2 separate regions of the Homo sapiens genome follow, and region 1 is linked to region 2. A link is a contact called in ENCODE Hi-C or POLR2A ChIA-PET data. All regions are on one chromosome and are shown on one strand. The core of a region is the stretch at or near the end of the contact, and the rest is flanking DNA. Distances in the headings are between cores, read along the strand shown.

Region 1 (5,874 bases), core at 974-3,473, 400 kb before region 2:
TGGCTGCTTGTTTCATCAGTTACTGGGGTGTGTTTCACGGTCTTTAACTGTGATTGTGAATTCATTTATTTTGCCTTTAGTTCTACCAATTCTTAAATTTATATATTTTGAGGTTATATTATTATGTGTGTTCACATTTAGGGTTGTTATGTCTTCTCGTTGGATTGATCCTGTTGTCATAATGAAATGTACCCTTTGGTATTTCTGTGATTAGAATAGCTTTTTTAAAATTAATGTTTACATGGTATATTTTTTTCCATTTGTTTATTTGAAACTTTCTGTTTTTTTATACTTACGTATGTTTCTTATAAGCAGCATATAGTTGGATTGTGCTTTTTGTAAATTCAGGCTGATGATCTTTGTCTTTCACTTATGGTATGTAGTGTTTTTATACTTGATAAAATTATTGATTATTTGACTTGAAATCTATTATCTTGTTAAATGGATTTCTGTGGCATTTGAGTCAAAACTATGTTTAGGTATATTTAGTAAAGCGTTTAGTTTACCCTAATCAATGTAGTAGAATCATCCTTTTAAAGAAGAATTATTCATTTTAATTTGTGAAACGGAATATGCTATTATTAGATGGCATTTTATCCCTGATGATTGACAGGTGATTATACTCTCACATAAATATATACCCCTTTGCATTGAAGCCTGTTGTTTGACTCTGTCCAATGCCTGCTCCTATCCCATGGAGTCTGCCAGTCTACTCTAGGCGGGGTGGGGTTCCTTCTCTTCTGTCTCTGCCCTCACATCTCTTCAATTATTGCATCTCATTACCTCTTGGCAGAGATCATGTCCTATCACTCATATCTCAGTCCCTGATACAGAGATGGTTCTTCACAATTTTTGCTGAATAAATGATTCATGCAGGGCAAGTTTTAGATTGACTCCAATGTCATGTGCTTTGACAGAAAGAGTATTAAAGATCTGCTAAGGTGAGGAGAGGCCTTAGAAGGTCTAAGACGATCCTGAATTTCTCATTCTTCAAAGGATTCTTAAGAAATTTGGGTTAAGCCAGGGATTGGACTGTTCTCTTTTGTTGACTCAAGTTCATAGATGAGGTCAAGAATCAAATCAGTCTCTTCTTTGGTAATGATAGACAATTAGTTTGGGAAAGACTTTTTTCATGAGTCTTACCCATCATTTATCAATTTTAAAGTCTATGAGTAGCTTTGAATACAAAACTGCATGTGAAAATCATTGTGTCTACTATTGAATAATTGACTAATCTGTCACTCACAGCTCCTGAATGAGGTTCCTGTCTAATTGCACCTGCCAGTTACTGATTGCACCTGCAATTAGGCAATTGTGGGGGCAGTTTTTGTGTTTCTGTTTAATTGCCTGGGCCAAAACGGAGAGTACCTTTTACAAATCTGGCCTATTATCTCATTGTGAGCCTTTGCAAATACAAGGTGACCCCAGGAAGAGATGGAGAAAATATATAGTTTTATTTGCTGCACACCAATTAATGTCAGTAATCTAGTGCCAACATTCCTATACTTTTCTGGTTTAGTAAGAAATTTACATATATTGGAATCCATCAATATCCCAGAATATAATTTATACTTCAATTTGCTACTATTTTATTATGACACACATATCAAAAGTAGTTCTAATTCCTAAAAAGTTTCTATATACATTATACTTGTTAAAGAACTTTTCAAGTGGTTACTGAGGTTCTGTTGTTCATGAGGAAGAACATAAGACCCCTTTTGTTGTTGCCTTTTTGGTCTTATTTACTGTCTGGCAGATGCAGAGATGTGCTGTTCAGATTCCCTTTAAAAAATGGACTTGCTGGCTAGGCACGGTGGCTCACACCTATAATCTCAGTACTTTGGAAGACCTAGATGGGAGGATTGCTTCAGCCCAGGAGTTTAGGACCAGAATGGGCAACACAGTGAGATAGCTAAATTTTAAAATTAGCTGGGCATGGTGGCTTACACTTGTAGTCCCAGCTACTTAGGAGGCTGAGGTGGGAGGATTACTTGAGCCCTGGAAGTTGAGGCTGCAGTGAGCTATGATTGCGCCATTATACTCTAGCCTGGTGACAGAGCAAGATCTCAAATTAAAAAAAAAGAAAGAAAGAAAGAAAAAGAAAGAAAGAGAAAGAAAAGGACCTGCTTCCTGAGGCGTAGAGTGTGGCTAACTCATAGTCTCCAGCTGCAGCTGCTTGGAGGTTTGCCTCAGCTTTGCTGAGTCATGCTGTTCTCAGGGCGGCCCTACCGGTTGCCCCTGCAAAGTTGTGGTAACAAGAAAGAACCGACTCTGCCCCACATGGGACTTCTCAAAGACAACCTTAGCCTTGGATCTCCCTGGCAGAGACTTTGTTTCATCATTTGTCGTTGCTCTCTGCCAGCTACCCTGCCCAATCCTGCGTCCTCCCTTTTCTTGCTTAATAGGTGTCGGTCTCTAACAAAGCGAATCGACTCTCAACCTCCATCTGGGCATCTGCTTCCTGGAGAATCCAATCTGCAACCACCATCAAGTAAAGATAAATTAGGAATAGCTCAGAGGATGTTTATTTTATTGAATTATTTCAGACCCAAGGCTTCTCTCCAAAAACTGTTTTCAAGGAAATCTATTTTTCTGTGAGATTATATAAGAACTGCCTCTTTTCTATTTCTTTGTTTTCATTCTTTTTTCTCACCACCAATATCAAGGGATACCATGTGTAAAATGATTTAAAGAATGCATGTTAGTTTAGAATCTAAATTTCAAAGGATTTAAGTTTCTACTTCAGTAATAATTATTACTATTTATAGGGATTAACTCTTCCACACATTTCTAAGTGAAATAAAAGTTAGCTCTAAAGAAGTACTACAAGTTGGAAGAGACATTTTACCTTTACGTTATCACATCATCAAAGCAATGTGGCTTTCATTTTATAAATCTTATTAAGTTTGCTTGCCTTTTCATATTAGCATTTATTACGATGCTGGATAATGTTACTTGGCGAAACTTGTACTTTCTGTCTGCCAAAATCTACATTACAAGATCTACATAAGCACCATTGTACGTAGTGTTTTCACACTCCCAAGAAATATTAATGTTTGGGACTTGAGAATAAGAAGCTGGAATTCCTGAGAATTCTAGGGAATCCCTGAAATTGTAAGTTAGTCTTTATTTTTTAGTAATATTTTATATAAATATTTTAAATTAATTATAAGTGATCATACTAATAAATAGTAAATCATTTTTAATAGTGCTATGATAAAACTTTCAGAAACTTTCTGCAAACAAAATATATGATAGCAAATGCATGGTTTATTATGATTATGAAGTGATGTATTGCTGACAAGATGAAATATTTTCATAACTGCAAGAGTGATCTCTTTTTGATAGAACCATTCCATAATAGAAAACATTAAGAGAACTTTAACACAAAATATACGCCAAATAAAAATTATTTAAAAGTGGAAAGATATTATCAAAATATTAAATATCTAAAAGTTGCCATTCTTAAAAATAACATTTTAAAACACTCAAAACATCAGTTGCCATGTGCAATAGTTTTGATCCATGTTTTGTAACAAATACCTAAGATGCACACAGTTTTTTTCTATTTCATGTCGAGTTGGTCGAATTATAAATGTGCCTCCAAAAGCACCCTCAATTTGATTATTAGGGGGCATGTTGCTTGTCTCCTATTTTAACAGTGAAAATAGTTTGTCTACTGGTCCTCATTTTGGTTTTGCCTTCGAAAGCCATCTTACTTTTGCTAATCTGAATTTCATATCAATTTCTGATTTCATGTAGAAGTATTCCACATTGATGTCTTATCTTTGCATTTCTCCTATTAAAGTATTCACAAAGAACTGTAGCCTCTAGTAAATATTCAAACATTGGAAAATGCTAAGGAATATCTTGGGGTATTATTCCAATAATGTAACACTTGGATCTCCCAGCATTTTTAACAGAACTACACAGAATCATGTCAGTGTTGCCAAGTTAAGGATTTATTTTGCTTCCAAAATTTGTTATTTCTTAGAACACCAGTCATCGGATTTGTGTAAAGTGTACTCTGTGTATAAAGGTATTCATATTTATTTTGTTTGTAACAATGACACACCATTTGCAGCAGACAGGGCCAGAACTCACTCTTATAGTAACAGCTATGAGCAAAACCAACTGATTACATTACCTTGCTTCTCAGTTCTTTGCCCCCACCTGATTTCCAGAAAGTTTGACCCTAATGTTGGACTCTACATAAGACATTTTCTGCTCTTGTTTTTTAACTTGAATCAGTGGCTTCCTCTGAACAAATAATGTCTTGATTGCTAACTCTATTTCTTGTAGGAACATTATGATAGTTCCTCCAGCTTTCCTGTTTTCACAACTTATTTTTCTTAGGACTTGGGATTCAGAAATACATACATTCCCTGAGAAAAGCAGGAAAGGAATCCTGCATAGAAACATCGATGGCTATCTTTCATTGAGTAATGGAGTTTGTTGGGAATTCCAGCAGGAGAAGAAGACTGGGTTTTTCTCCCTTGATACTCTGCAATGATGGGAAAGTGCTCCTGCAAAAATCGGAAGTATTTACCAACAGGGGAAATGGTGTCTCTGCACCTCTTTGCATCTCAGTTGGGCTTGTGGCAATCACAATTAATGCTACCTTATGATGTCAAAGCAACTAAGATTAAAATTCTTGTTCTTTTTTGGTCAACCAAACTAATTAAAAAACAATCAAAAGGGTTGAGCTAGAAAGGGGAGTGGGATGATTAACAAACTGACAGTATCAAGGAGAATTGCTCTGACAAAGGAAGCATTCAGCAGAAACTCTTGTCAATGCTGTAGAGAAGAGAGGAAGAATTTGGCAATTTGGTGAGATGGGATGGCAAGGACTGTTAGGGGAGGCTCAAACCCTAGGCATTTGCCCTTTCACGGTCCAAGCTTTTCCTGAACCAACACAGTGTCCTCCCAGCACAAGAGGAAAAAGGAAGATGATGAGTGAGTCCACACTGAAAACTACTTCCTGAGGTGAGAGCTGCAAGGTACGGAACACTCTTCATCCAAGGCATGGCTCACTTAACCTCATCCCACACAAACAAGAGCCTGCCAGGCAAGTCCCTCCTGAAGGGTTGAGAAAATATTTTCCTTTGATATAACATACATGTGTCAATAAAAGAAAAGGCAACTTCTTCTGAGCTCCACGGACATTGTCTTATTGTAGTTCAAGTGCGACCTCATAGTCACGTGCTTGCCTACCAGGCAGACCCTCCAGAAAGGTTCTGATTGCCAACATGTGTGTGCACGGATTTTATATGTTAGGAAATTGAATTTTTGAAACCCAGTATCTCAAAAGATACTGAGGAAAATGTTGTCTCCGTGAGTTGGATGAATGGCGCTCTGGAACGGATATATTCTTTTTTCTACTTGGGTCTTGGAGCTTTTCCTCATCATTCTGAAACCAAATGTCATTGGAATTTTCTGGTAGGTAAATGTATTTTTGCACATTTAGATCTCATCCTACAGTCGCGCATTTATAAAATCAACATGTATATATGAGGTAAGGCTGATATTCATTTTAAAGTGGTTTGTTGGCCCATTAATATGAAGTTATTTGAGTCAATACACTGTAATTATGAGTCACATACATGGGTTGGTAGAGTATATATTAGACAGTTGATTAAATTACCCCAAATATAACAGGCTAATTTGCCATATACTGTATTATAGTGATGCAGTATTGGAGGTGATGATATGTTTGTGAACATGTAGAAAGCACATTTTTTGCTTGCAACTAGTAATTTACTGCTCACTCAAATGCCATAAATACTGGTTTTAGCAAGGGAAAAATCATGGACTTTATCTCTGGTCTAAACTGTGACTTGAATTTTAGACCAGAAGGCATTTTTCTATCTTTGC
Region 2 (5,673 bases), core at 1,269-3,768:
GTAACCTACTGATTATGCCCAATGGATGGCAAGAGCTTTGTGTTGAGTGGCTCGTGTGTGCTAATTCTAATTATTCCCCATGATTTTTCTGTACAGTAGTTAGTTTCCAGACTGATGACGGGAAGAGTGCTCAGTGCAGATGGGAAATGCTTATTATGCTAATTGAGTTCTGCGTTGTTAGTGGAAATTATTAACTGGAGATGTTAGCAATACCTCTGGTAGAATTAAGGGGGTGACAAAGTAAAAGGCCAAGATAAATGGCACCATGTCTGTAGGATGGACTGGGCCAGGGCTCCAAGTTCAAAGGAAGAAAATAGAGATTTTGTTTGTTAAAAATTTTAATTTAAAGGGTATCACATTTTTATAGTAAAATTTACTGGAAAAGAGATAAAATGATAGGGAAATGGTTTCTGTTTATTTACTAATTCTAAATATGATAATTGCATTAAAATATAGTATTTTAACAAGAAGACACTTAGGAAATGTCAAGAAGAATAAAAGAGCAATAATCCAATGTAAACTCTAATATAACATCCATATAGTTAGACAGGAACACTGAACAAAAAAAGAAGAAAAGAAGTCAGATAGAAGAAGAGTCTCTAACAACATGTACAGAGGACAGTTGTTGAAACTAGTTGAAAAAATAACTTTAACTCCTACCAATATTCTGAAAAGCCAGAAATTGATTGTTTTTCTAGAAAAGTATAGATTAAAAATGGATTCAAGCAGGTAAATAATTTGAACATACCAATAAACATGGAAGGCCTTAAAAAATTCAAAGAATTCACTTTAATGAGTGTCCTGAAACGAGACAGTTCTAAAATTATGTTTTTTCATGCATTTGTGTTTTAGGTAAATCTGGTGTTTCATAGTATATTCCATAGAATATGATGGCGAGTAGGGAAAGAAAAAGAAATTTTATTTTATTTAATTATGAAGATAGCATAACCCTTATACTAAAATCTGAAAAATAAATTATAGAAAAATTATAGATCATCTTAATTTGATATGCTAATATCTATAATGAAATTAAACAATAAGGTATAAATATCCGTAACGAAATTGAACAGTAGAATATATAAAATATTAAAACCAGAAAGGGCTTATAACTCAGGAATTAAATAATCCTTCTCTATTAATTAATGTATAGCTACTTCACAATATACATTTCAAGAAAGATAACATATATTTAAAAATATGGTAGGTGTTAAAAATACTTGCTAAATGTTCATTTCCGTTTAAAAATGTAGTGTTACATAGTAGAATGGTAGCCTTTCAAAACATATGCCCACATCCTATTCCCTGGAACCTGCAACCTTACTTGGAAACAGAATCTTTGCAGATGTAAACAACTTAAAGACCTCGAGATGAGATCATCTGTATTATTTGAGTGGGCCCTAAATCCAATGACAAGCATATTATAAGAGACACACAGACGAAAGGCAGGCACAATACTAGGAAGCAACTAACCAGAGAGGCAGAGATTGGAGTGATGCGGCCATAAGCCAAAGGCCAGCTGGAGCTGCCAGAAGCTGGAAGAGGCAAAGGAAGAAAGTATCTGTTGCTTTGGAGGCACTAAAAGGACACCTTGATTTTGGACTGCCGGCCTCTAGAATATGAAAGAACACATTTCTGTTATTTTAAACCACCAGTTGGTGGTAAGTTTTTACATCAGTCTCAGAAAACTAATTTAAAAACTTTAAAGTATTAATAGATGGATACTTATGTATTATGATGAAAAGTATCTATCTGCCAACGCTGGACTCTGTAAGTGCTTAAAATATAACTGCAACTTCTCCTGGATAGAGCAAAGGATTTGATTGCTAAATCTTTTGGACCAATCATGAGTTTATGACAGTGGACAAGTTTGCTTGTAGGTAAACCTCACTTTCTTCATCTCTAAAACGTGGTTAACAAAACACCATTCAGAGTAATTATTACAATTTGACATAATGCATTAAAAAGTTTACACAGTTCCCAGCACACAATAAGCACGTGATAAATATATTCCATACACACAGATACACAAAAGGACATGGTACCTGGGGCCACGCTGATTGACATCTGGCAGCTTCTAATTTCATTATGTGGTTCAGTAAGACAAGTGCTATTGTACAAAAGTAAAGCTAACAAGCTTAAACCAAAGTTTATTTTTTTCTTCATATGACTCAAAAAGAAATAACATCAAAGAAAAATCAGTTACAATTACAAAATGACTAAACTATAAGAAAAGTGTAAGGACCTTTTGTATCGGCTATGAATGAGAACATACTTTCCCAAAAGCTGTCTTTAAAAGCTGTGAACACCAGAGAAAAGCAGTGCCGCACACCCAGGTGCTCTCTGTGGGCGTGCTCTGCAGATGACTTGGGGTTAGGAAAGTGAGTTTCTAGAATTCTTGGCTTGTGCATCTGAGAGGTACTTTCCTCGGCTTGTTTGTTTTGCGTGAAGAGTTGCTAGGAATGATTCAGAATGTACATGTTTGTGTAGTGAAAGTCCTGGGGTTCTGGCATCCAGTGAGGGTCCTGGCCCCTGTACAAAGTCTTCTTTCTCATGTGGGAGCTGGCTGCTCCCCGGAAGTGGGTATAAAAGTCAGACAGCATTCCTCTCATTCCCAACCAAACAGGTCTCTCACAGAGAGGGAAATAAATGTCCCACTGGCCTGTGTGGGGGCGTTCCGGAAAAGGGCCTATTTCCATTCTCCAGGCACTTCTACAACTGCCCTGATGTCTGGAAGAGCCTTCGTGATTGGTGAAAATACAACTGATTTTCTAGTAGAAATATAGCTTCCCTCCAGAAGATCTATTCCACCTGAGCAAGAAGCTGGTTCTTTAGGCTGAGGATGGTATGGAGACTGTCTTAGTCTGTTTTGTGCTGCTATAACAAAATACCAGAGACTGAATAATTTGTAAATAACAGAAATGTATTCCTCACAGTTCTGGAGGCTGGGAAGTCGAAGACCAAGGTGCCAGCAGATTTGGTGTCTGGTCTGTTTCTAAGGTGGCACCTTGTTACTTCATCTTCCAGAAGATACAAAGGATGTGTCCTCACATGACAAGGCCAAGTGAGCTGAATACTGCTTGAAGTCTCTTCTATAAAGGCCTCAATTCCATTCTCAAGAGAGGGGCCCTCATAGCTTAATCACCTCTTAAAGGTCTCATCTCTTACTACCACCACATTGACCATTAAGATTCAACACCTGAAGTTTGGAGGGGACCCATTCCAACCCTAGCAGGGATTACCTCTCCTGTCCTTCCACTCATCAGTGAAAGGATGCCTCTGTCCCCCTCTCCTGTTTCTGGACCTATTAGATTTAAGGACATTTAGAAAGGGAGAAATGGCTGAGGAAGTTAAAAAAAAATGGTTTGATAAACTGTGGAATAAAAATAATCTCCATAGAACTTAATTGGTACTTTTTACTTGAGGGAAATCCATGTGGCCCCAGTTAGCATGATTATTTTTGGTCATGCTTGACATCTATGTTTGCAAGAATATTAATTTATTTGGCTGACAAGCCATGAAATGTCTATCTTTATGTTTCCCATTTGGTTATTCATCCTATGCATTAGGGAAAACACAAAGAAACCTAAAGACACCAGTAGGTGGTCCAAGTGGGGAGGCAAACACTGGCAACTGACACATCTTGCTATGTGTAAAAATCTATGCTCACGTCGCTCTGTTTTATTCCACAGGTTGTGCTATTAGAGATTAGAGGAGTTAATGTAGGTGCAGCTTCCTCACAGAAAATGCAAGACACACAAGGGCTGCTTTCAGCATTCTGCTTGATCGTGCACAGCTAGACGCAGAGCACTCAGGAGCACACAGGAGGGTAATAAAAATCACATCCACCATGCTTTCTGGTTTGCAAAAGCCCTTTGGGAATGTCATCTCATGTGCCTGAATGCAGTGCTCCCTACCTCTGCTTCTCACAGTGGGGTTCTCCTTCCAGATCCTGGTGTCCAGGAGAAACCTAGACATGGTCTTTATCACATTCAGACACTTCTCCATCTGCATGAGCAAGTACAGGATAAGGTGCTATGTTTTACTATCTTTGTACTGTCAGGGATGCAGATGGATAAGTGGTATTTTGGCACTAATTTGCAAAGCTAAAGGCCCCAGCTCCTAGTTACAAAGAATTTTTTGCTTCTCTTTAGTGGTTTCCATAGCAGTGTGTTTCTCCCCACAGAACAAGCTCTGGAAGAATTAGCACAAGAGTTTTGGAGATGATACTACTTGTTTCATTTTACAGTGCTTACCCTTTGACAATAGCTGCGTTCTTTGCTACATCTGAGGTTCATGATATTTTTATACCAAATCAAGAACTTAATTTAAAATACTGTCCAAAATAACATCTCATACAAACTTGGAAATCTTGGGAAAAAAAAATAACCAACCATTATGAAACTTTTAACCCACTCTATAATTTCAAGGGATAAAAAGCTCTTTATGTGAAAATGTATTGATAACATTTTGCCAAACACACAAGGACTCGAATCTTTCCCATGATGAAAAGATTTCTTCACCCATTGGGAAGATGTGTTTGCTTCTTATTTCATTCAACAAACACTTACTACACACAAGGTACATGCCAGCATTGCTTCAACCCTTGGAGATATACAGCCCTAGGACATTGTCCTCAAAGAACAGCAAGAGTGTAGTGTGAGATTTTTTAAAAAGGAAAAGATGAAGGCAATATGGCAGTGGTTGAGGGAGGGCTTTCCAGTGTCTGTGGAGTATGATGGAGGGGCACGGAGGTGGGGGTGGCCGTCCTCACTCCTCCGTCTGCGTGGAGGGTCAAAAGAGGAAATATACCAGCATGTGCTGGATTTGTACTATAAGCCAGACACTGCACTGTGCTGGTGGACACTCCAGCCTTACACCTTGCAAGTATGTTTGTACATATAGATTTTAAGAATTCAACAATTCTAGGAGATAGCTAGCCTTAATCCCATTTTCCAAATGATAAAACTCAGGCCAAAAGTGTTCCCAAATATATTCCTTACCCATCCCATTCTAAAGCCAAGTGTTGTAACACCGCTTCACCAGTCTTCAAAAATATGTAGCAATTGTCCAGATTTCACCATGAGCAAATGGACAAATGCCCAAATTAGCAAAAGTCGGGGTTAAATTTTGGAATAACATTAATTCAGGATTAATTAGGATTAATCAATTAATTAGGATTGAGATGGGAAAGGAGCAGCGGCAGATTGGGCAACCCTGGCATGCTTCAGTCAGGAAGGAAAACTAAATGTGGGTTGGTGCCGAAGGATTTTATAATGGGGACGGATGTTTTTAGGCGATAGCAGGTAGACACTGCATTGACAGGTGAAAATAGGGAGCTGTTGCCCAGGGAAGACCCCTTCATGCCCTGGCTATGAGATGCAGAGGAGTCATTGTTGTACTGGCTTCATGATTCTTCAGGTACCAAAGTCTGAAAACAACATTGGGTTTAGTTCTGGAGGCCCGGGTGATCCCTTCCTTCCAATCAATTGCTCTTCCTTCTGCGGAAGAACTGAATAAAGAGGGAACTTTCCATGAGGCTGAAATGTCATCCTTTGATCTCCAATCCACTATGCACCTGGACTGGACTAGCCTCATGACACCAGGATAGGACCTAATTCCAGCATTCAAGCAACTCCATGTCTGTACATATAAAACATGATTAAGGGGCAATCA

Evidence for each region. Hi-C counts contacts between places; a loop is a spot of excess contacts on that map. ChIA-PET counts read pairs that join two places held with the same protein, here RNA polymerase II (POLR2A). Pooled maps may share reads with other maps.
Region 1: a pooled map shows a loop between it and region 2 (3-fold over the local background). The contact joins two enhancer-like sites. A Hi-C loop is called at or near these places in 1 of 168 maps with a recorded cell type or tissue (GM12878), 3 of 37 single-sample maps with no recorded cell type and 6 of 50 pooled maps. POLR2A ChIA-PET finds 5 or more read pairs at or near these places in 1 of 52 experiments (OCI-LY7).

The regions. Positions count from the first base shown.
Region 1 is chr2:8,226,105-8,231,978 of GRCh38, reverse strand. All of the region lies in intron 7 of LINC00299 (long intergenic non-protein coding RNA 299), which reads left to right. Among named protein-coding and RNA genes, the nearest start is that of LINC00299, 99 kb to the left of the region's middle. RefSeq lists an enhancer at 1,931-2,110. Within about 2 kb of position 2,223, at least 12 of the 41 ENCODE cell types and tissues checked have a DNase peak (open chromatin) inside an H3K27ac peak, as active enhancers do; they include GM12878, where a contact is called at or near this core.
Region 2 is chr2:7,822,641-7,828,313 of GRCh38, reverse strand. It overlaps LOC105373408 (a long non-coding RNA gene), which reads left to right. Exons shown (of 4, transcript XR_922750.1): 3 at 3,690-3,826. Among named protein-coding and RNA genes, the nearest start is that of LINC01871, 100 kb to the right of the region's middle. Within about 2 kb of position 2,518, at least 5 of the 41 ENCODE cell types and tissues checked have a DNase peak (open chromatin) inside an H3K27ac peak, as active enhancers do; they include GM12878, where a contact is called at or near this core.